Regions from separate parts of the Homo sapiens genome. Here region 2 is linked to region 1. Evidence: read pairs that join two places in POLR2A ChIA-PET (ENCODE). Cell type or tissue: MCF 10A. All regions are shown on one strand. Each heading gives the region's core, and the rest is flanking DNA. Links, peaks and the distances in the headings are about the cores only. Region 1 holds the start of NANOS2 (nanos C2HC-type zinc finger 2). Region 2 overlaps SYMPK (symplekin scaffold protein).

Region 1 (4,380 bases), core at 314-4,313:
TCATCCTGGGATCTTCACTCCATTCTAGCCACTCCAGCCCCCTTGCTGTTCCCAAATTTCAGGATGTCTTTTTTTTTTTTTTTTTTTTGAGATGGATTCTCACTCTGTCACCCTGGCTGGAGTGCAGTGGCCCTAACTCGACTCACTGCAACCTCCACCTTCTGGATTCAAGCAATCCTCCTGCCTCAGCCTCCCAAGTAGCTGGGACTACAGGCACCCACCACTGCGCCCAGCTAATTTTATTTTATTTTATTTTATTTTATTTTATTTTTTATTTTTTATTACTTTTTTTTTTTTTTTTTGAGATGGAGCCTCGCTCTGTCACCCAGGCTGGAGTGCAATGGCATGATCTCAGCTCACTGCAACCTCCGCCTCCCAGGTTCAAGCAATTCTCCTGTCTCAGCCTCCTGAGTAGCTGGGATCACAGGCACCCGCCACCACGCCAGCTAATTTTTGTATTTTTAGGAAAGACGGGGTTTCACCATGTTGCCAAGGCTGGTCTCAACCTCCTGACCTCATGATCCGCCCACCTCAGCCTCCCAAAGTGCTGGGATTACAGGCGTGAGCCACTGTGCCCATCCTGCTAATTTTTGTATTTTTAGTAGAGATGGGGGTGGTTTCACCATCTTGGCCAGGTTGGTCTCGAACTCCTGACCTCAGGTGACCCACCCACCTCGGCCTCTCAAAGTGCTGGGATTACAGGCATGAGCCACCACACCCAGCCACAGTTTCCATATCCTGTGTTCCTCTTCCTGGAAGATTCTTCTTAGTGGTCTCAGCTTCCAAGTCCCATTCCTGAGCCAGCCACTCTTAGAACACCCGGTTCACAGGCCAGCAGGTCTTTACAGTCTAGCGTTTTCTCATTTACTGGTCGCTCTCCTGAACTCGTTCATGAAGCAGGCATAAGGTAGCCTTGGTCACTGCTGAATTTCCAGCACCCAATATGGAGCCTCAGTAACTATGTGTTGAATATCAAGGTGGCCCATGGAGACTGTGGGTGGAAGAAGAACCCCAGGTGCGGTGGGCGGGAGATGAGGCTTTTGCTCGTTCCAAAGGCCAGGAAGGATTTAAGACAATGGATGGGGCCAAGAAAGGGCTATTTTTTTTTTTTTTTTAGAGAGACAGGGTTGGCCAGACGCAGTGGCTTATGCCTGTAATCCCAGCACTTTGGGAGACCGAGGCAGGTGAATCACACCTGAGGTCAGGAGTTCCAGACCAGCTTGTCCAACATGTCAAAATCCCATCTCTACTAATACAAAAAATTAGCCAGGTGTGGTGGTGGGCACCTGTAATCCCAACTACTTGTGAGGCTGAGGCAGGAGAATCACTTGAACCTGGGAGGCGGAGATTGCAGTAAGCCAAGATTGTGCCACTGCACTACAGCTTGGGTGACAGAGCAAGACTCCATCTCATAAAAAAAAAGACAGGGTCCACTCTGTAGCCCAGGCTGGACTGCAGTGGCACAATCATGGCTCACTGAAGCCTAAACCTCCTGGGCTCAAGTGATCTTCCTGCCTCAGCCTCCTCACTAGCTAGGATTACAGGCACATGCCACCATGCCCAGCTGATTTTGTATTATATGTAGAAACAGGGTCTCACTATGTTACCCAGGCTGGTCTCAAACTTCTGGCTTCAAGTGATTCTCTAGCCTCAGCCTCCCAAAATATTAGGATTACAGGCGTGAGCCAGCATGCCTAGCCCAAGAGGGGGCATTCTAAGTGAGATTGTTCTGTGCCAAGTTCCTCTGCCACTTTTAACATCAATTCCCAGTTCCCAGAGTGATTATGAAACCCGACTCTGCCATTTCCTTGTTGTGTGACCTTGGATACATTCCTTAACCTCTCCAAGCTTCATATCTTTCTCTGTAAAATGAAAATACTAGGCCGGGTGCGGTGGCTCACGCCTGTAATCCCAGCGCTTTGGGAGGCAGAGACAGGTGGATCACCTGAGGTCAGGAGTTCGAGACCAGCCTGGCCAATATGGTGAAACCCTGTCTCTGCTAAAAATACAAAAAAAAAAAAAAAAAAAATTAGCCAGGCTTAGTGGTGGGCGCCTGTAATCCCAGCTACTCAGGAGGCTGAGGCAGGAGAATCACTTGAACCCAGGAGGCAGAGGTTGCAGTGAGCTGAGATCGTGCCATTGCACTCCAGCCTGGGCGACATAGCAAGACTCCGTCTCAAGTAAATAAATAAATAAAATAAATCAGGTCATGTTGTTATTATTATTTTTGTCTTTTTATTTTTTGTAGAGACAAGGTCTCGCTATTTTGCCCACGCTGGCCTAGAGGTCCTGGGCTCAAGCGATCCTCTTTCCTCAGCCTCCCAAAGTGCCAGGATTACAGGTGTGAGGCACTGCGCCCAGCCTGGCTGCTATGATGATTAGGAATAACTCTGAAGTCTATGAAGGGTGCAGCCCCTCCAGCCTAGGGGTGGGGGATATTTGCAGACATGGACTTTCTTTGAACAGATAGGGAAACTGAGGCACAGAGAATGGAAGTGTCTTCCCAGAGGTCACAGAGCACCTTGGCAGCAGAGCTGGGACCAGAGATCAGGGGAATGACCTCCTTCCACATCTCTGTGAAGAACTAAAGTCAGATGGGGGTTATGGGCAGGGAGTGAGCCCTTTAAATCCTAAGCTCCACCTTTACTTAGAAGAGTCTCTGGGCGTTATAAAAGGGGATGCAGCTCCCTTCTGCTCTGGGAAACGCCTGCTGCTCTTGCCCTTGCCCACGGGCCCCCAGCCCCAGCCCCTCTCCTGTGGCCCACCACCCCTGCTTTGGTGCCATGCAGCTGCCACCCTTCGACATGTGGAAGGACTACTTCAACCTGAGCCAGGTGGTGTGGGCGCTGATCGCAAGTCGGGGTCAAAGGCTGGAGACCCAAGAGATTGAGGAGCCAAGTCCCGGGCCTCCGCTGGGGCAGGATCAGGGGCTGGGGGCGCCAGGGGCCAACGGGGGCCTGGGGACCCTGTGCAACTTCTGCAAGCACAACGGGGAGTCCCGCCACGTCTACTCCTCACACCAGCTGAAGACACCGGATGGCGTGGTGGTGTGTCCCATCCTGAGGCACTACGTGTGTCCCGTGTGCGGGGCCACCGGTGACCAGGCCCATACGCTCAAGTACTGCCCGCTTAACGGTGGCCAGCAGTCCCTCTACCGCCGCAGCGGGCGCAACTCGGCCGGACGCAGGGTCAAGCGCTGAGCATCGTGAGATGCTCACCACCCGCACCCCTGACCCTCCTGGTCCATCCCACCCAAGTCCCTAAACTCTCTCTTCCAGTCACCCAGCCCTTTGGAATTTCTGGCCCCCAGAACTCCACCCTGGCTGGATCCTGAAACAGTGGAGGCTGCTGGGAGCCAGGCCAGCCCCGCCCCCTTGGACCTGTCAGCCCTCGGAGCTCTGGCCTGTGGGCGTTGGCCTGAGGGTCCTTGGTGCCGCGGGAACCCTTCCTGCACGGCCCTGTAGCGCCCTCTGGGCCCCGGTTCATGGATCTTTTGTCCTCGTGGGGCCTGCTGGTGACTGGAGCCCTGCCCCTTCGACTTCTCTGTTCCTTGTGGAGTTCTTGGATTTTTGAACCTCCAGGATTCCACGGTGCTGTCCCAAGCCAGCCCTTAGGAGATACTGAACAAGGCTGGCTGAGAAGTGCCTACTCAAGAACTTCAAGATGGGATGTCGACTTAAGACCAGCCTTCTCCATCTTCAGCCTCCTGCAGAACCACGGTGTCATCGTGGACCACGCCTGTTCATTCCTTCCCTGACCTCAGTACCCATCCGTCAGGAGCGGAGTAGGACTCTGGAGAGCACCGTATCACTGGAGGGCACCGTGTCTTCGCAGGCTCACCTGTGGATGGAGAGCCGTGGGGTGAGCTGACACCTTTCAATGCCCCCTGGTTGTTCTTCCCCTTGTTCAGCCCATTGCACCCGGTACCTGCCCCCATCCCCAAATCACCGATGGGTCCTTTCCCCCAGCGAGAAGCATATCTCTCGACCACCTCCCGTCCGACCCCCCAAATCGTGATAGTTGACTAAAGGACATTTTTTTTTCCTCCTGTGTTTTTCAACCTCCAACGTTCAAGTCAAGGAACCGCCGATAAGAAGGGGGTTTGAGTACCCGGATGGGAATGGCAATGGCCTAGCTTTTATTTTAGGGGCAAAGAGAAGAAGGGCCCCCGTCAGATTTTAAGTTGTTCAGTTTTTGGCACAGGGTCGGGACCCTGAGTATTGAGCTCTGGTGAATAAAAAGGTTTTCTAGTCGTCTTTGAAATGGCTGTATCTGTTTCCGTCTTTGGTTTGTTTGTGAGACAAGGTCTTGCTCTGTCGCCCAGGCTGGAGTGCAGTGGTGCGATCTTGGCTCACTGCCCGGATTCAAGTGATTATCCTC
Region 2 (4,380 bases), core at 61-4,060, 91 kb after region 1:
TGTGGAGAAATTTGCCCTCAACTACCTGCAGCTCCTGGTGCACCCCAACCCACCGTCTGTGCTGTTTGGAGCTGACAAGGACACAGGTTGGGCACAGGTCATCAGATGCATACTGAGCGCTGCTGTGTCCGCGCTCTGGGCCCTGCGAGCAGAGGGGATGAGTGGGGAAGCCACTCGGACACGAGTGACGGGAATGGGCAGGACTGGGACAGCCACCTGGGGGCTGTGGGAGTCAGGGTAGGGGGCATCTGGCCCAGCCTGGGGGGTCAGGGAGAGAGATCTGGAGGACGAGGAGAGCCAGCCATCGGTGGGGCCTGAGGAAGGACCAGGCAGGGCCATCTCAGGCAGGTTCCCTCAGCAGAGCCCTGGATTACAGACAGGTAGACTCAGACCCCGAGTAAATGGACCATTAAATGGGAAGGCTTGGGCCATGATAGGGCAGCACGGGAGGCCTGGCCCAGGTGCCAGGAAGCATTCCCAGGAGATGCACAGCCTTCGGGAGGCCCAGAAGCTGAGCAGGTGCCGTGGACCAGGCAAAGAGGAGGGTGGATGCAAAGGCAAAGAGACCAGGGCCCTCGGGACTGTTAGAATGGGTATGTGACCAACATGGAGGGCAGCAGAGCAGCAGCGGGCCGGGGCCACCCCATACAACACCTGGCAGACAGTGTGAGGCAGGGAGCTGGGGGTTTATTCTGAGGCCACAGGGCAGGCATGGCTGGGATTGGAGCCAGAGAGGGACAGGGTCAGGATCGCACTTTAGAAAGATCCTTCTAGTTGCCTTGTGTGTTGGCAGTCACGGGAGGCTGGAGGTGGGAAGTCCTGGTCCCCGCCATTTCCCTGCCCTAGAACAATTAGCTCCCCAGCCCCGGCTCCCTTCTCTGCCCTCCCCGGCTCCACTGCCCAAGAAGGGACATTCCTGAGGGTCCGAGGGGGTTGGAGAAGAGTGTGGGCCAATCTGATGCCCGCTCCTGCCCTGTCAGAGGTGGCAGCACCCTGGACGGAGGAGACAGTGAAGCAGTGTCTGTACCTCTACCTGGCCCTCCTGCCTCAGAACCACAAGCTGATCCACGAACTGGCGGCCGTGTACACTGAAGCCATCGCCGACATCAAGCGGACGGTGCTGAGGGTCATTGAGCAGCCGGTGAGGCCCCTGAGCCCACCAGGCCCTGCCCACCCACGGGCAAGGCTGTGTCCCCAGCTCCAGCTCTTCCCCAACCTGCTCCACCTCAGAGTGTGCCAAGCCCGAAGGGTGGTCACCCCGGGCCGACCCAGGCTGTGTAGCTTGCAGGCGGTCCGCATGTCACTCCTGAGGAAACGTCAAGTGGCCCGGCAGTTAGGAGCCTGGAGCTGATAGACCTGGGTTCGCGTTCACTTCTCGCTTTCTCACTGCGACCTTGGGCCCGTCAGTAAAAATGGGGAAGACGTTCCAGTCCCTCCACGCTGATGCAAGGAGTCCATGAACTCAGGCACATAAACCTCTGTGTTACTGTCACTTTATGAGCTGGCCTTCCCAGTGTTGCTAACGGGACTCTTTAGCTGTCATTACATAAACATAAGTCCTTCCTGCCCCTCTCTCTAGAGGCACAGGTCTGCCCACATGAGAAGCAGCTCAGTGACAGACTAGCACCTGAGATTAGAAGGTCTGCTCTTCCAGTTTGCAGCAGGATTTGAAACCACTTTTTTTCTTTCTGCCCCTGACATTTTTGGATTACAGAACATTTTCGTGATAAACGGGAGAGAGAAGTGTATGTTAATCCCCACCTATCTGCCATTTGGGTTCAGTGGGGCCCTTACCTGGAAAATGGGGATAACAGGCTTGTAGTTGGGAGGAAACAGATTTTTAGCCCCATTCTCAAGGTGGTCCAGCTGTGGAAAAGTGATCTCACTTTGCAGAAAAGTTATCTGGCAGGGCTGTGAGCTTCTCGAGGGCAGAGACAGTCGGTTTTAGTCAGGAGCGTAAACGTTACTGGGCAGAGGTGGAGCCTGGCCCTGGCTCCTGTTTGGCATTCACCGCAGAGCAGGCTCAGGAAGCAGCAGCAGGTGGAGCCTGGTCTGGGCTCGCAGCCAAGCCAGCTGCGCCTGAGAAACCGAGTCACGAAGCAGGTGGGTGGAGCCAGAAACATCTTCACCAGTGAACGAAGCACAGGGTGGGCATTCGAGGTCAGGTCAAGTCTGAGCCACAGAGGAGTGGCCCGCAGGAGGACAGCCCAGCCAGGGCTGGGAGCTGGAGCAGGCCCATGTCTGGAGGAGCTGCAGGGAGATGCCAAGGTTCTTCTGACTCTCCTGCCCTTCCCCACCTTTCCCCCGCCCTCCAAACCCTGTCACCTCAGTCTCACCCTGGGCGCCAGCATGCCCCGCAAGCCACCCTGCCGGGCAACACCTGACCCTCCCCTAAGCTCTCACCCTGGGTCTGGTCATCCCTGTCTCTGCCTCTAGATCCGAGGAATGGGCATGAACTCCCCGGAGCTGCTCCTGCTGGTGGAAAATTGTCCCAAGGGAGCAGAGACACTGGTCACGAGATGTCTGCACAGCCTCACAGACAAAGGTGACCCTGGAGACCCCCACCTTTCATGGCTTTCCTCCCTCTCCTTAGCCTTCCCCGGGCCCTGGGGATCTGAGCTGCTGGGTCCCCAGATGGTCGTACCTCTTGCGGGTCTGTGCCTGTCCTAGGGCCTCAGTTTCTCCATTTGGAACAGTGTGGTGCTAATTGCACGTGAGCAGCCAAGGGTGAAGTTGCCATCCCTTCCTGCACACCTGCCTGCTTCTCTTTCCTGGGTGCCCACCCTTTCCCACGCTCCCCTCCGCCTCCAACTTGGTGCCTCCTGCTGCTTCCATGCAGTCCCACCCTCCCCAGAGCTGGTGAAGCGGGTCCGGGATCTCTACCACAAGCGACTGCCAGACGTCCGCTTCCTCATCCCGGTGCTCAATGGGCTGGAGAAGGTATGGAGCTGGAGGCCTGTTTGTCCCTGCTACCTGGGACATGTGGGACTGGGAGGGGCAGGGCAGCACGTTGCTTCAGCAGCAGTTGAGCCAGAGGCACATAGCAGAGGGCAGAAGGCACCTTGCCTGTGGTCAGAAGTCATGGAAGCCGCCGACACCTGGGTACCCTGGAAATGCGGAGCAGCTCCTGGCCTCATTTGCATGGGCACCCGGGTGCCAATGGCTCTGCTGCTTCCTCCTCTACCTCAAGCAGGTCCCTTCCCCTCTTTGAGACTCGCTTTTCTCCTCTGTCAGACAAGGATCAGGATGCCTCTTGGGGGCACACACATGTGACATGCAGGGGGCTCAGATGGGGTGAGAGCTGGGGAGAAAGCTCCGCCCTGAGGGTGTGGTGAGGGTAGGAGGGGCTCAGTGAGCCAGAGCTTGCCCTCAGCTCCCCAGGGCGAGCAGAAGGGGTGGCTTGTCTAGAAGGGAAATGAGGGTGTATGTGACTCAACTCCCACCCCCACCACCTTCTCCCTGTAGAAAGAGGTGATCCAGGCCCTGCCTAAACTCATCAAACTCAACCCCATCGTGGTGAAGGAAGTCTTCAACCGCCTGCTGGGCACCCAGCATGGTAGGTGATGCAGCCTCATCCCCACCAAGAGGCCCACCCACCCCAGGTGCTGGGGCAGAAGGCAAGGTGCAGGCACCCCCCTCAGGGAGAGAGGGCACATCCTGCTCCCTGGGACACCAGCTGTACTGGACATCTCCATGTGTCCCGGAGCTCCCAGGCCACCCTCTGGGATATTTTTATGATGGTTTCATTCACAGCAGGGGCAAGACCGTGGAGCTAGGGGCGGAGGCTCCAGCAGCATCTTCCCTTTTAGGATCTGGCCACACACCAGCCCCTCTCAGGCCCGGCTCCAGTCTGGCCCCTCCTCAGATCTTGCCCGAATCCCTCAAGCTGTGGGCCAGGGGCATTTCGTTTTGACACAGTCAAAAAGAAACAAAACTTGAGGCGAGGCGGGCGGATCACAAGGTCAGGAGATCGAGACCATCCTGGCTAACACAGTGAAACCCCGTCTCTACTAAAAATACAAAAAATTAGCCAGGCGTGGTGGCGGGCGCCTGTAGTCCCAGCTACTCGGGAGGCTGAGGCAGGAGAATGGCATGAACCCGGGAGGCGGAGCTTGCAGTGAGCGGAGATCGTGCCAGTGCACTCCAGCCTGGATGACAGAGTGAGACTCCATCTCAAAAAAAAAAAAAAAAAAAAAGAAGCAAAACTTTCAACTTAGAAAAACTAGCAAGGGATTGTTCACCCTTACCCCAGTGGTTGGTGCTAGAGAAAAAATGGAGGATGTCTGTTCCACGCAGACCCTGGTGGTTTAAAACACACATATAGATGGCTCTGGGACCATCAAAATAGCAGCAGCAAAGAGCCACTCCACCAGCCTCCCC

The links. ChIA-PET counts read pairs that join two places held together with the same protein. Peaks named below come from ENCODE experiments on the same cell type or tissue, not always from the same donor. Only the 100,000 strongest peaks of a DNase experiment are listed, where the experiment ranks them.
Region 2: POLR2A ChIA-PET joins it to region 1 with 5 read pairs; 4 of 35 experiments call an interaction of 5 or more read pairs at or near these places.

Annotation. Positions count from the first base shown.
Region 1 is chr19:45,913,097-45,917,476 of GRCh38, reverse strand. NANOS2 (nanos C2HC-type zinc finger 2) reads left to right here and starts at 2,699. Exons shown (of 1, transcript NM_001029861.3): 1 at 2,699-4,263. The coding sequence starts at 2,784. The coding sequence ends at 3,200. In MCF 10A, for the core only: no CTCF peak of the experiment used is centred there; no DNase peak of the experiment used is centred there.
Region 2 is chr19:45,821,932-45,826,311 of GRCh38, reverse strand. SYMPK (symplekin scaffold protein) reads left to right here. Exons shown (of 27, transcript NM_004819.3): 17 at 1-86; 18 at 981-1,141; 19 at 2,437-2,545; 20 at 2,840-2,940; 21 at 3,466-3,556. Among named protein-coding and RNA genes, the nearest start is that of RSPH6A, 8.8 kb to the right of the region's middle. In MCF 10A, for the core only: no CTCF peak of the experiment used is centred there; a DNase peak (open chromatin) is centred at 2,021.